Regions from separate parts of the Homo sapiens genome. Here region 1 is linked to region 2. A link is a loop called in an ENCODE intact Hi-C map of the cell type or tissue named here. Cell type or tissue: transverse colon. All regions are shown on one strand. Each heading gives the region's core, and the rest is flanking DNA. Links, peaks and the distances in the headings are about the cores only.

Region 1 (5,921 bases), core at 936-4,935, 780 kb before region 2:
TGGATCCACCACAATAGCCCTGGGGTGTGTCATTTTGCCCTCGATTAAAGTCTTGCGGGTCTGAGCAGCTTTCTCCAGCCTGGCCACGCTGATTGTCTTTTTGGGCCCATCGTCCGTCCAGTACAGATTGTCTCCCATCCAGTCCACGGCCACACCCTCCACATTGTGGATGCCTGTTGGGGGAAGAGGGACCAGTGATGAACAGCTTCAAAGGAAGTTCAAAGCTGCCTGCCTCTGGCCCTCCCGGACTCAGGTACCTTTGAGCAGTCTGGGCTACAGAGGGGTGCAGGGACCCTCTGGGGCCCTAGACAGATGGGTGGGGGTAGGGACAGGAGGCTGGAAAAGGAATAGGGGAAAGCCCTGTGTGCTGCCATTTGTATCAGGGCTAGCCTCTCAAAACCACACGTGGCAGATGGTAAACTACATGGCTGATGTGGGCTCTCGTGTGAGGGCATCTGGCCCGTGCCTGCATGGAGAGCTGAAACAACGGGCATGTGGCTCTGGGCACAAGTGTGACATCATATCCTAGGCCTAAAAATCCTGAACTAACAAAATGAATAAATTAGGAAGTGATTTTTCACTTAGCCAAAGCCTTCACTCCAAGTGTCCTTTAAATAGCAGTTCCCTTGGTATAGGGACCCCTAATCTTTTCCTGATGAGTTACTTTTGATTTCCCCAAAGTCTTGTGATATGATTGCTGACTGTTGATTTTCTCTGAACTACAGTGTGGATGGGGTGCAGGGCAAAGGTTATAACTGGCATCCACCAGATTGATGGGGAGGCGGCCTGATCCTGAGGCCCAAGTGCAGATTTGGGGCAGAACTCGTACAGCTCAGAATCCTTCACATAGACATTAAAAAGACAATGCACTGTGAACCTGCCCAAGCAGCTCAGAGGGAAGACCTGGATGCAACTCACAAAACACAATTTTCTCAGGACACATTAGCATGCAGTTTTTGGCGACTGCAAGGTCAGCTGCACAGACCCTGTGTGCGCACATACATGTGGGTGTGCCCTGTTTTGATCTGGCAGGCCTGTCTCCAATTCAAGACCTCAGTTGTCCCCTGGCTGTGTGCTGTGTGCAGCTCCAGGGCTCTAAGCCAATGCAGACAGACCCTGAGTTTTCCCAAGGGCTGGCAAGGACGGCCCATGCTGCCTAACCCATCCTAACCCTGCCTCTTTGGCTCAGCCAAGAAGGGGGTCACACAGGGGTCAATCTGTCTATCCCCTCATCTCCATGCCAACCAGTGCAGCCAGCCAGTCAGCAGGGGACCATCCTGCTGAGAGGGCACCGAGAAACAGATGCCTGGGCCCCAGCCCCCTTCCATCCCCATGGGCCACATCCCTAGGAGCCCATACCGTCCTTCAGGATGGTCTCCCGCTCAGTGCCATCAATCTTCTGGCGGCCAATGAGGTAGCTGGTGGTGTCGGCAAAGTAGATGAAGCCGGTCTCAGCGTGGAAGTCCAGGGCTCGGGGGTTCATGAGGTTTTCAATGGGGATCATGTGCTCATCCGGGACCTTGGCCCCCATATCCATGCCCCGGATGATGCCTGGCCGGCCCTTGCCATACACGAGGAACAGCTCATGCTCCGGCTCTAGAGCAGGCACAAGCCAGGGTACAGTCAGACACACACATGACCATCATCCCCACCCAGGGGCTGCGGCCAAGGGGCTGCAATGCCCTAGCTGTGATGGGTCAGGAGACGTTAGGGATGCGAGGCTCTGGGTCAGATGGACAGACCACGCACACGCTAACATACAGGACGATGGGTCCTGGCCGCAATACCCTGGGGTCTGACCTCTGCACTCCAAGGGTAGGAAATGAGGGAAGAATAGCAGGTTTTCAGCTAAGTGCCCACTGATCAGTCATGAAATCAGTGGTATAAAAGGAGTACCTTCAAAATATGTTGGAGTCACATCACTGTTTACCACTTCCTCTGCTGCCATCCTAGTGTAAACCACATCACTTCTTGCCCACTACACTGAAAGTCTTCTGGCTACTTCCCTACTGCCCATCCCCCACCCAGTAGCAGCGTGACTTTTATACAAATGTGAATCCAATCATGTCACTTCCATTCTCAAAAGTCACTATGAGCTTCCTATCCCAGATATAATAAAATCCAACCCCTGCCTCCTTCTCTGCCCTCACACCACTCAGCCCCGCTGGCCTTCGTGCTGTTCCTCTGGCTTGCCACACTCACACTGGCCTCAGGGCCTTTGCACTGTTGATTTCCTCTGCCGGACATGCTCCTCCCTCAGGGAGTTACATGGTTGCCCTCTTCATTTCACAGAGAGCTTGGCTCAAACACCACATCCTCAGAGAGGCCCTTGCTCTCCTCATTAACTCTATTCTCTGCTTTATTTATTCATTTATTTTTAATTTTTTGAGATGAAGTCTCGCTCTGTCATCCAGGCTGGAGTGTGGTAGCGCCATCTCAGCTCACTGCAACCTCCACCTCCCAGGTTCAAGTGATTCTCCTGTCTCAGCCTCCCCAATAGCTGGGATTATAGGCACGCACCATCACACCCAGCTAATTTTTGTATTTTCAGTAGAGACGGGGTTTCACCATGTTGGCCAGCCTGGTGTGGAACGCCTCACCTCAAGTGATCTGCCTGCCTCGGCCTCCCAAAGTGCTGAGATTACAGGCATAAGCCACCACGCCTGACTATTCTCTGTTTTATTTTCTTCATAACCACTTATTACCACCTAAAGTTACATTTATTTGTTTCCCCAACTAGACTATAAGCTCCATGAGGCCAGGGACAACATCTATCTCGTTCGCTGCTTAATCCTGATGACCAGAACAGTGCCAAACATGTAGTGAGTGCTCACTGCTCACTAGACACTTGCTGAATGAATCAGTTTAGTTTTCTGCAGAGTCCGGTGGGTGAGTGAGAAAAGCACTTTTTTCGAATATGGATTCAAGTCCCATCTCTGCCCTCACTAGCAGGTACACTCTGGGACACTTCCTTCATCTCCCTGCATGTCAGACAGAGGCAGCCGGGCTGTGGGGGACACCTGAGGAACCCTCCCGCAGCCTCCCAATGGGCACACACCCCCTTCCCTGTCACTCACTCTTGCATGACTTCCCGTCACTGCCCAGGCTGAAGCCGGAACGGCAGCGGCAGGTCCGCGCCTTGTGGCTGTTGGCCAGCAGGCAGATGTCAGAGCAGCCACCCGGCTTCCCATACTGGTCGTTTTCACAGGCATGGCTCCTCACTGGGGGCAGGGTGAAGAGCTGTTAGGACCCCTCAGAGCCCCTGTGCCAGGCCTTGAGAAGGCTTCCTGAATCTGACCACACCCCCTGCTGCTGTGGTCTTTGTGCTTGCTATCCCATTTTAGGATTTGGAAGCCACAGGGGTGGAAACCCTCTGCCCCCCAACAACCCAGCCTTCAAACTCTTGGAGTGGGGGCTTCAGTAGTCAGGGAAGAGAGTTCCAGGGTTGCCCATGGCCAGGTGCTACTGCTCCAGACTGGCAAGGGGAATGGGAGGGACAGAGTGGGATCTGGAGGCTGAGTGGGTGGATGGGGGCTGGCAGGGGAAGCTGAGGGGCCAGGGCAGGTAGCCCGAGTGGCTGGCTAGGAGAATCGGTCATGACATGAAAGAAGCCAGGGTCCCCACAGGAGGGCCCAGAGAGGGGCTGTGATCCCAAGGTCCCAGAGCCATCATGGGGTAAAGCCAGCTTTGGAGGGGCCATGGAGCCCTGCTCACCTCGGGGCTGACGCCTCTGGTGGTAGATGTGGAGGGCACCACCCTTGTCCACCCGGGTGACAACCTGGTACTCGGTGCTGTTAAAGCGGTTCACACGGATCACACTCGTCTTCTGCTGGGCATTGGCATTGTCCGAGTTGGTGGCATAGAGATAATTCTCAAACACAGTCAGGCCGTACAGGTGCTCAATCTGAGACGGGCAGGCAAGAATGGACAGCATGAGATGACAGGGGTTCCTCCCTCTGTCCTGGAGATCCCCTCAGCTTCCTCCAGACTTCATGACCTGCATTCCCCAATTCATCCTGTAGTTTTTAATTTTTATTTATTTATTTTGAGACGGGACCTCACTCTGTCACCCAGGCTGAAGTGCAATGGCACGATCACGGCTCACTGCAGTCTCCACCTCCTGGGCTTAAGCGGCCCTCCTGCTTCAGCCTCCTGAGTAGTTGGGACTACAGGAACATACCACCACACCTGGCTAATTAAAACAAATTTTGTGTAGAGATGGGGTTTCCCTATGTTGCTCAGGCTGGTCTCGACCTCCGAGGCTCAAGCACTTCTCCTGCCTCAGCCTCCCAAAGTGCTGGGATTACAGGTGTGGGCTACCGTGCCTGGCCCCACCATTTTTTAACTCAATGCTTTACTCCTGTCTCCTCTGGCTGGACTAACCTATTCTGAAGATTTTTGCTTACCAAGATCCCACTCATCCTCTACAGAGCATGTCTTTAAAGAATTTATGGAATCTTCTAACCAGAGATGTTTTCTCCTTCTATACATCCTCCGTGACACTGCTATCTATCCGTGTCTGGCACAGTGATTTGTGGACTTATCTCACCCACTCTACTCAGACCCCTTGAGGGCAGAAACCCTGTCCTTCACAGAATTAGGCACTCGTTAGACACTTTAGTGATTTTAGACTGAATTAGAGATGGGCTCTAAACTCTGTCCACAGAGGACATTCTTAGTCTGTTATGAGGGCTAAGAGGACACACTTGCCCCAAGCAAGTCCTGTAACACCCCTGACTACCCACATAGCTTATCTGCGGTGGCCAACTGTCCTAGTTTGCCTAAGACAAAGGTAAGGGTTTGCTGGCTTACCAGACTTTCAGGGCTAAAACTGGGACAGTCCTAGGCAAACTGGGCTGGTTGCTCACACTAATTATCCCACAATGGAGATGCCACCTCTGAGCCAGCAAGGCTTCTAGAACAAGTTCCAGTGCTATCACCCGGCTTTGTAAACACAGGCAAATCACCTAACCTCTTTGATCCTGCTTTTTCATCTGCTGAAAGGGAACTGAACCACCTCCCTGTTCATCAGCTAGGGGTTATTATAAGGGTCAAATGAGAAACAGGAAGTAAACAGAAGTGGTGTTTCTAAAATGACTGTTCCCATCACAGTGGAACCCGTATCTTGTCCTTTCTCTGCAGTATTCAAGCCCACCCCACTCCCACTAGAGGCCTGGGGCATCCACGCTCTTTACCAGGAGACTCAGAGAACGGTTCCCCTACAGAGGCTTCCCCCCTCACCAGAAGGCCCTGGATCATGGTTCCCCCACAAAACCTCAGACAGTAGCTCCCTCACCAGGATGCCCTGGATGATGGTCTGGCGGCCCTTGCCCTCATAGTCCACCACTTCAATATAGTCCAGATAGGCATCTGCCCAGTAGACAAGGCGGCTGACCAGGTCCAGCGTGATGCCATGAGGAAACACAATCTTGCTGTCGACGAGCTTGGTGCGGTTCTGCCCATCCATGTCACAGCGTTCCACCTTTGGGATCTGCCCATAGTCAGTGAAAAACACCTTCCTGTGGGAAGATGCATGTTAAATGGGGTCTGGACATTGGGCACCCTCCTTACCACTGTAGCCTCAGCCTCCCACCTTCCAGGGCCAGAACCCCGCCTGCCACTCTCACCCCATGGCAGGGTCCAGGGCAATGCCCTTGGGGTTGTAGAGTTCCAGGTCTAGCAATGTGACACATGTGTCCCCATTTCTGTTGCAGACAAAGATCCTATCATCGATGTCATCCACAAAGTAGAAGTTGCCTGTCAGCCAGTCGATGGCCATCTGTTCCACGTCTGGAGAGTACGAATGAAAGAGCCATGGGGTGGGGTAGGCCCTCTTGCAGAGATGCCCACCCTTTGCTGGTGAGAACCCACACCTGGAAGCCCACCTTCTCTGGACGCCCTCCCACCCAACACCCCCATGC
Region 2 (5,921 bases), core at 744-4,743:
CCTCCCACAGTGCTGGGATTACAGGCATGAGCCACTGTGCCCAGCCCACAACCATTTCTAAGTGTACAGTTCAGTAGTGGTAAGTATATTTACATTGTTGTACAACCCACATTCAGAACTTTTTCTCTTGCAAAATGGAAACTGCATATTGGTTAAACAACAGCTGCCTATCTTCCCCTCCCTGAAGCCTGTGGCAACCACCCTTCCACTTTGTTTCTATGAATTTGAGTACTGTAAATACCTCACATAAGTGGAATTATACAGGATTTGTCTTTTTGTAATTGGCTGATTTCACTTATCATAATAGCCTCAAAGTTCATCCATGTTGTAGCTTGTGTCAGAATTTCCTTCCTTCCTTTTTTTTTTTTTAAGAGATGGGGCCTCACTCTGACACCCAGGATGGACATCGACCTCTGGGCCTCAAGCAATTCTCCCACTTCAGCCTCCTGAGTAGCTAGGACCACAGGCATGAATCTCCACACCCCATTAATTTTGTTTATTTATTTTTTTTAGAGACCGGACCTGACTAAGTTGCCCATCCTGTTCCTTCCTTTTTAAAGCTGAATAATTCTCCATTGCATGTATGCACTTTTTTTTTTTTTTTTTTTTTTTTTTTGAAACAGAGTCTCACTCTGTCGCCCAGGCTGGAGTGCAGAGGTGCAATCTCGGCTCACTGCAACTTCTGCCTCCTGGGTTCAAGTGATTCTCCTGCTTCAGCCTCCCTAGTAGCTGGGATTACAGGCACTTGCCACCATGCCTGGCTAATTTTTATATTATTTTTGTATAGACGGGTTTCACCATGTTGGCCAGGCTGGACTTGAACTCCCGACCTCAAGTGATCCACCTGCCTCAACCTACCAAAATGCTGGGATTACAGGCATGAACCGCTGTGGCCATCCACCACCAAGTGGATTTTTAAAATCCATTCGTTCATTGAGAGACATTTGGGTTGCTTCCATTTCTTGACTATTGGGAATAGTACTGCTATGAACACAGATGTGAAAATATCTTTTTGAAATCCTGCTTTCAATTCTCTGGGATATATATCCAGAAGTGGAATTGCTAGATTGTATGGCAATTCTATTTAAAAATTTTTAAGGGCCGGGCACGCTGGCTTTTGCCTGTAATCCCAGCACATTGGGAGGCTGAGGTGGCGGGCAGATCACTTGAGGCCAGGAGTTCGAGACCAGGCTAACCCACATGGTGAAACCCCATCTCTACTAAAAATACAAAAAATTAGCCAGGCATGGTGGTGCATGCTTGTAATCCCAGCTACTTGGGAGGCTGAGGCAGGAGAATCCTTGTACCCAGGAGGCAGAGGTTGCAGTGAGCCAAGATCACGACATTGCACTCCAGCCTGGGTGACAAAAGTGAAACTCTGTCTCAAAAAAAAAAACAAAACAAATTTAAGGACCTGCCATACTGTTTTCCACAGGGCCTGTACCATTTTGCATTCCCAACAACAAAGCACAAGGGTTCCATTTTCTCCACATCTTTGACAACACTTGTCGTTTTCTCTTTTTAAAAATAATAGCTATCCTAGTGGGTGTGAGATAGTATCTCATTGTAGTTTTAATTTGCATTTCCCTAATGATTAGAGATGTTGCACATCTTTTCATGTCCTTATTGGCCATCTGTATAGCTTCCTTAGAGAAATGCCTGTTCATGCCCTTTGCCCATTTTGAGTCAGGCCATTTTTGTTTTTGTTGAGTTTTAGGAGTTCTCTATTTATTCTGGATATAAATCTTTACTAGGTATATAATTGCAAATATTTCCTCCCATTCTGTGGATTGCCTTTTTACTCTGTTGATATTGTCTTTTGGTGTACAAAATTTTAAAATTTTCATGAGGTCCAATTTGCCCATTTTTTTCTTTTGCTGCCTGTGTCTTTGGTGTTATATCCAAGTAATCATTGCCAGATTCAATGTCATGAAGATTTTGCCCTGTGTTTTTTAGTTTGTTTGTTTGTTTGTTTTTTGATATGGAGTCTTGCTCTGTCGCCCAGGCTGGAGTGCAGTGGCGCAATCTTGGCTCACTGCAAGCTCTGCCTCCCGGGTTCATGCCATTCTCCTGCCTCAGCCTCCTGAGTAGCTGGGATTACAGGCACCCACCACCAAACCCGGCTAATTTTGTTTTTGTATTTTTAGTAGATACAGGGTTTCACTGTGTTAGCCAGGATGGTCTCGATCTCCTGACCTCATGATCTGCCCGCCTCGGCCTCCCAAAGTGCTGGGATTACAGGCATGAGCCACCGTGCCCGGCCTCTATGTTTTCTTCTAAGAGCTTCATAGTTTTAGCTCTTATATTTAGATTTTAGATCTATTTTGAGTTAATATTTGTATAGTGTTAAATCATGGTTCAACTTCATCTTTTTGCAGGTAGATACCAGTTTCCTATGGCAACATTTGTTAGAAAGGTTGTCTTTTCCCTCATCAAATAGTCTTGGCACTCTTGTCAAAAATCATTTGACCATATATGCAAGAGTTTATTTCTGGGCTCTCTATTCTATTCCATTGGTCTATATGTCTGCTGCTATGCCAATATCACACTGTTTTGATTTATAGTAGCTTTGCAGTAAGTTGTGATATCAGGAAGTTGTTCGTTTTCAATATTGTTTTGTCTATTTGGGGTCCCTTGAGATTTTATATGAATTTTAGGATGGGCTTTTCAATTTCTGCAAAAAAACATGATTGAGATTTTGATAGGGATTGCGTTGAATCTGTGGATCACTTTGGGTACTGTTGGCCTCTTAACAATAGTAAGTCTTCTAATCCATGGACATGGAATGCATTTTCATGTATTTATATCTCCTTTAATTTCTTTCAGCAATGTTTTATAGTTTTCATTGTATAAACCTTTTAACTCCTTGGATAAATTAATTCCTAAGTATTTTATTTTTATCCTATTGTAAATGGGATTGTTTTCAAAATTTTATTTTCAAATGGCTCATTGTTAATATGTAGAGATGCAAGTGGTTCTTGTTTCTTGACTTGTAATCCACTAATTTGCTGAATTCATTTATCAGTTCTAATAGTTTTTTGTGTGAAATCTTTAGGGTTTTCTACATATAAAATCATAAGAAGTAGCCGGGCGTGGTGGTGTGTGCCTGTAGTCCCAGCTACTCAGGACGCTGAGGCAGAAGAATCGCTTGAACCCGGGAGGCGGAGGTTGCAGTGAGCCCAGAAGGAGCCACTGCACTCCAGCCTGGCGACAGAGCAAGACTCCGTCACCAAAAAAAAAAAAAAAAAAATTCATAAGAACAAGAGATAATTGCACTTCTTCCTTTTCAACCTGGATGCCTTTAATTTCCTTTTCTTGCCTAATTGCTCTGGCTAGAACTTTTAGGGCTATGTTGAATGGAACTAGCAAAAGTGGGCATCCTTTTCTTGTTCCTGATATTAGCAGAATAGCCTTTAATCTTTCACCATTGAGTATGATATAATGTTTGTTATGACTTTCTCATACATGCCTTTTATTATATTGAGGTAGTTTCCTTTTATTCCTGGTTTGTTAAATGTTTTCATCATGAAAGGGTGTTGAATTTTGTCAAATGCTTTTTCTGCATCAATTAAGATGATTGTATGATTTTTCTCCTTCATTCTGTTAATGTGGTGAATTATATTGATTGTTTTTCGTACACTGTGCCACCTTTATATTCCAGGAATAAATCCCACAGTGTATAATCCTTTTAATACATTGCTAAATTTGGCTTGCTGGCATTTTGTTGAGGATTTTTGCATCAGTATTCATAGGAGATATTGGTGTATGTTTTCTTTTTTCCTAGTGTATGTCTGCCTTTGGTATCAGGGTAATGCTCACCCCTGGAATGAGTTAGGAAATGTTCCTTCTCTTTGATCTTTTGGCAAAGTTTGAGAAGCATTAGCATTAATTCTCCTTCAAATGTTTGGCAGAATTCACCAGTGAAGCCATCTGGTCCAGGGCTTTTCATTTTGGGGAGATTTTTGATTATTGATGCAATATCTTTAATTCAAATTTTCTATTACTTCATGATTTAGTCTTGGTAAGATATATGTTTCTAGGAATTTGTTCATTTCATCTAGATTATCCAATTTGTTGGCATGTAATTGTTTAATTACTCTTATAATTCTTTTAATTTTTGTAAAATGTAATGTTCCCACTTTCATTTTAACTTTAATAATTTGAGTCTTTTTATCTTTTTTTGTTGTTAGTGTAGCTAAAGGTTTGTCAATTTTGTTCATCTATTTGAAGAACCAACTTTTGGTTGCACTGATTTTCTCAATTGTTTTTCTCTTATCTGTATTATTATTTATTTATTTATTTATTATTATTTTGAGACAGAGTCTCCCTCTGTCACTCAGGCTGGAGTGCAGTGGTGTGAAGCCTCTGCCTCCCCTGTTCCAGTGATTCTCCTGCCTCAGCCTCTCAAGTAACGGGGGTTACAGGCATCTGCCACCATGCCTGGCTAATTTTTGTTTTTTTGTTTTATTTATTTATTTATTTAGAGACAGAGTCTAGCTCTGTTGCCCAGGCTGGAGTGCAGTGGCATGATCTTGGCTCACCGCAACCTCCACCTCCCAGGTTCAAGCAATTCTCTTGCCTTAGCCTCCCAAGTAGCTGGGATTACAGGTATGCACCACCACAGCTAATTTTTATATTTTTAGTAGAGACGGGATTTCACCATGTTGGCCAGGTTGGTCTTGAACTCCTGACCTCAGATGATCCACCTGCCTTGGCCTCCCAAAGTGCTGGGATTATAGGTGTGAGCCACTGCGCCCAGACAATTTTTTTTTTTTTTTTTTTTTTTTTTGAGACGGAGTCTTGCTCTGTCGCCCAGGCTGGAGTGAGTGCAGTGGTACGATCTCGGCTCACTGCAACCTCCACCTCCTGGGTTCAAGCAATTTCCTGCCTCAGCCTCCCGAGTAGCTGGGACTATAGGCGTGTGCCACCAAGCCCAGCTAATTTTTTGTATTTTTAGTAGAGATGAGGTTTCACAGTGTTAACAGAATGGTCTCGATCTCCTGACCTCGTGATCCACCCACCTTAGCCTCCCAAAGTGCTGGGATTACAGGCATGAGCCACCTTGCCGGGCCTATTTTTAATTTTTTCACAAGTATTTGTGCCTAAAGGTATTCTCTGTTTTATTTATCTCTTCTCTAATCTCTATTATTTCCTTCCTTATAATAGTTTTGGGTTTAACTCATTCTTTAATCTTCTTTAGTCTCCTTTAATCTCTTTTAGTAATGTTTTGTAGTTTTCTTTTCTTTTAAAAAAAAACCTTTTTATTATGGAAAATTTCAAATATATAAAAAAGTAGAGAAAATAGTCTATTAAACACCTATTTCTCATCACCTAATTCCAAGAATTATCAATTCATAGTCATATACTCCACATTTTCTCACCTCCACCATTTTCAAGCAAATAATATATTTTCATCCATAAGTATTTCAGTATGAATCTCTAAATGATGAGAGCTCTTTTTTTTCTTTGACTTTTTTTTTTTAATACTTTAAGTTTTAGGGTACATGTGCACAACGTGCAGGTTTTTTACATATGTATACATATGTCATCTTGGTGTGCTGCACCCATTAACTCATCATTTAACATTAGCTATATCTCCTAATGCTATCCCTCCCCCTCCCCCCACCCATGTAGTTTTCAATGTACAAGTTTTACACTTATAGCTGCTATTATAAATGCAATTTTCTTAACTTCATTTTCAAATTATTCATTGCACATATATAGAGATATCATCGATTTTCGTGTATTGATAGTGTATCCTGCAACTTAGCTGAACCCATTTATTAGTACTTATTTTGTGTGTGTGTGTCTATGTGTGTGTAAGTTTGAGTTTTTTTAATATGCAACATCATGCTACCCACTAATATAGGTTGTTTTACTTCATCCTTTCTAATCGGGTACATTTTATTTCATTGTCTTGC

Evidence for each region. Peaks named below come from ENCODE experiments on the same cell type or tissue, not always from the same donor. Only the 100,000 strongest peaks of a DNase experiment are listed, where the experiment ranks them.
Region 1: a loop joins it to region 2, with 15 times the contacts of the local background. A loop is called at or near these places in 1 of 110 quality-filtered maps.

The regions. Positions count from the first base shown.
Region 1 is chr12:57,154,077-57,159,997 of GRCh38, reverse strand. It overlaps LRP1 (LDL receptor related protein 1), which reads right to left. Exons shown (of 89, transcript NM_002332.3): 7 at 5,628-5,790; 8 at 5,297-5,519; 9 at 3,715-3,904; 10 at 3,078-3,221; 11 at 1,360-1,596; 12 at 1-173. Among named protein-coding and RNA genes, the nearest start is that of LRP1-AS, 9.4 kb to the right of the region's middle. In transverse colon, for the core only: no CTCF peak of the experiment used is centred there; no DNase peak of the experiment used is centred there; H3K27ac peaks cover 336 bases.
Region 2 is chr12:56,369,452-56,375,372 of GRCh38, reverse strand. No RefSeq gene overlaps it. Among named protein-coding and RNA genes, the nearest start is that of APOF, 9.6 kb to the right of the region's middle. In transverse colon, for the core only: no CTCF peak of the experiment used is centred there; no DNase peak of the experiment used is centred there.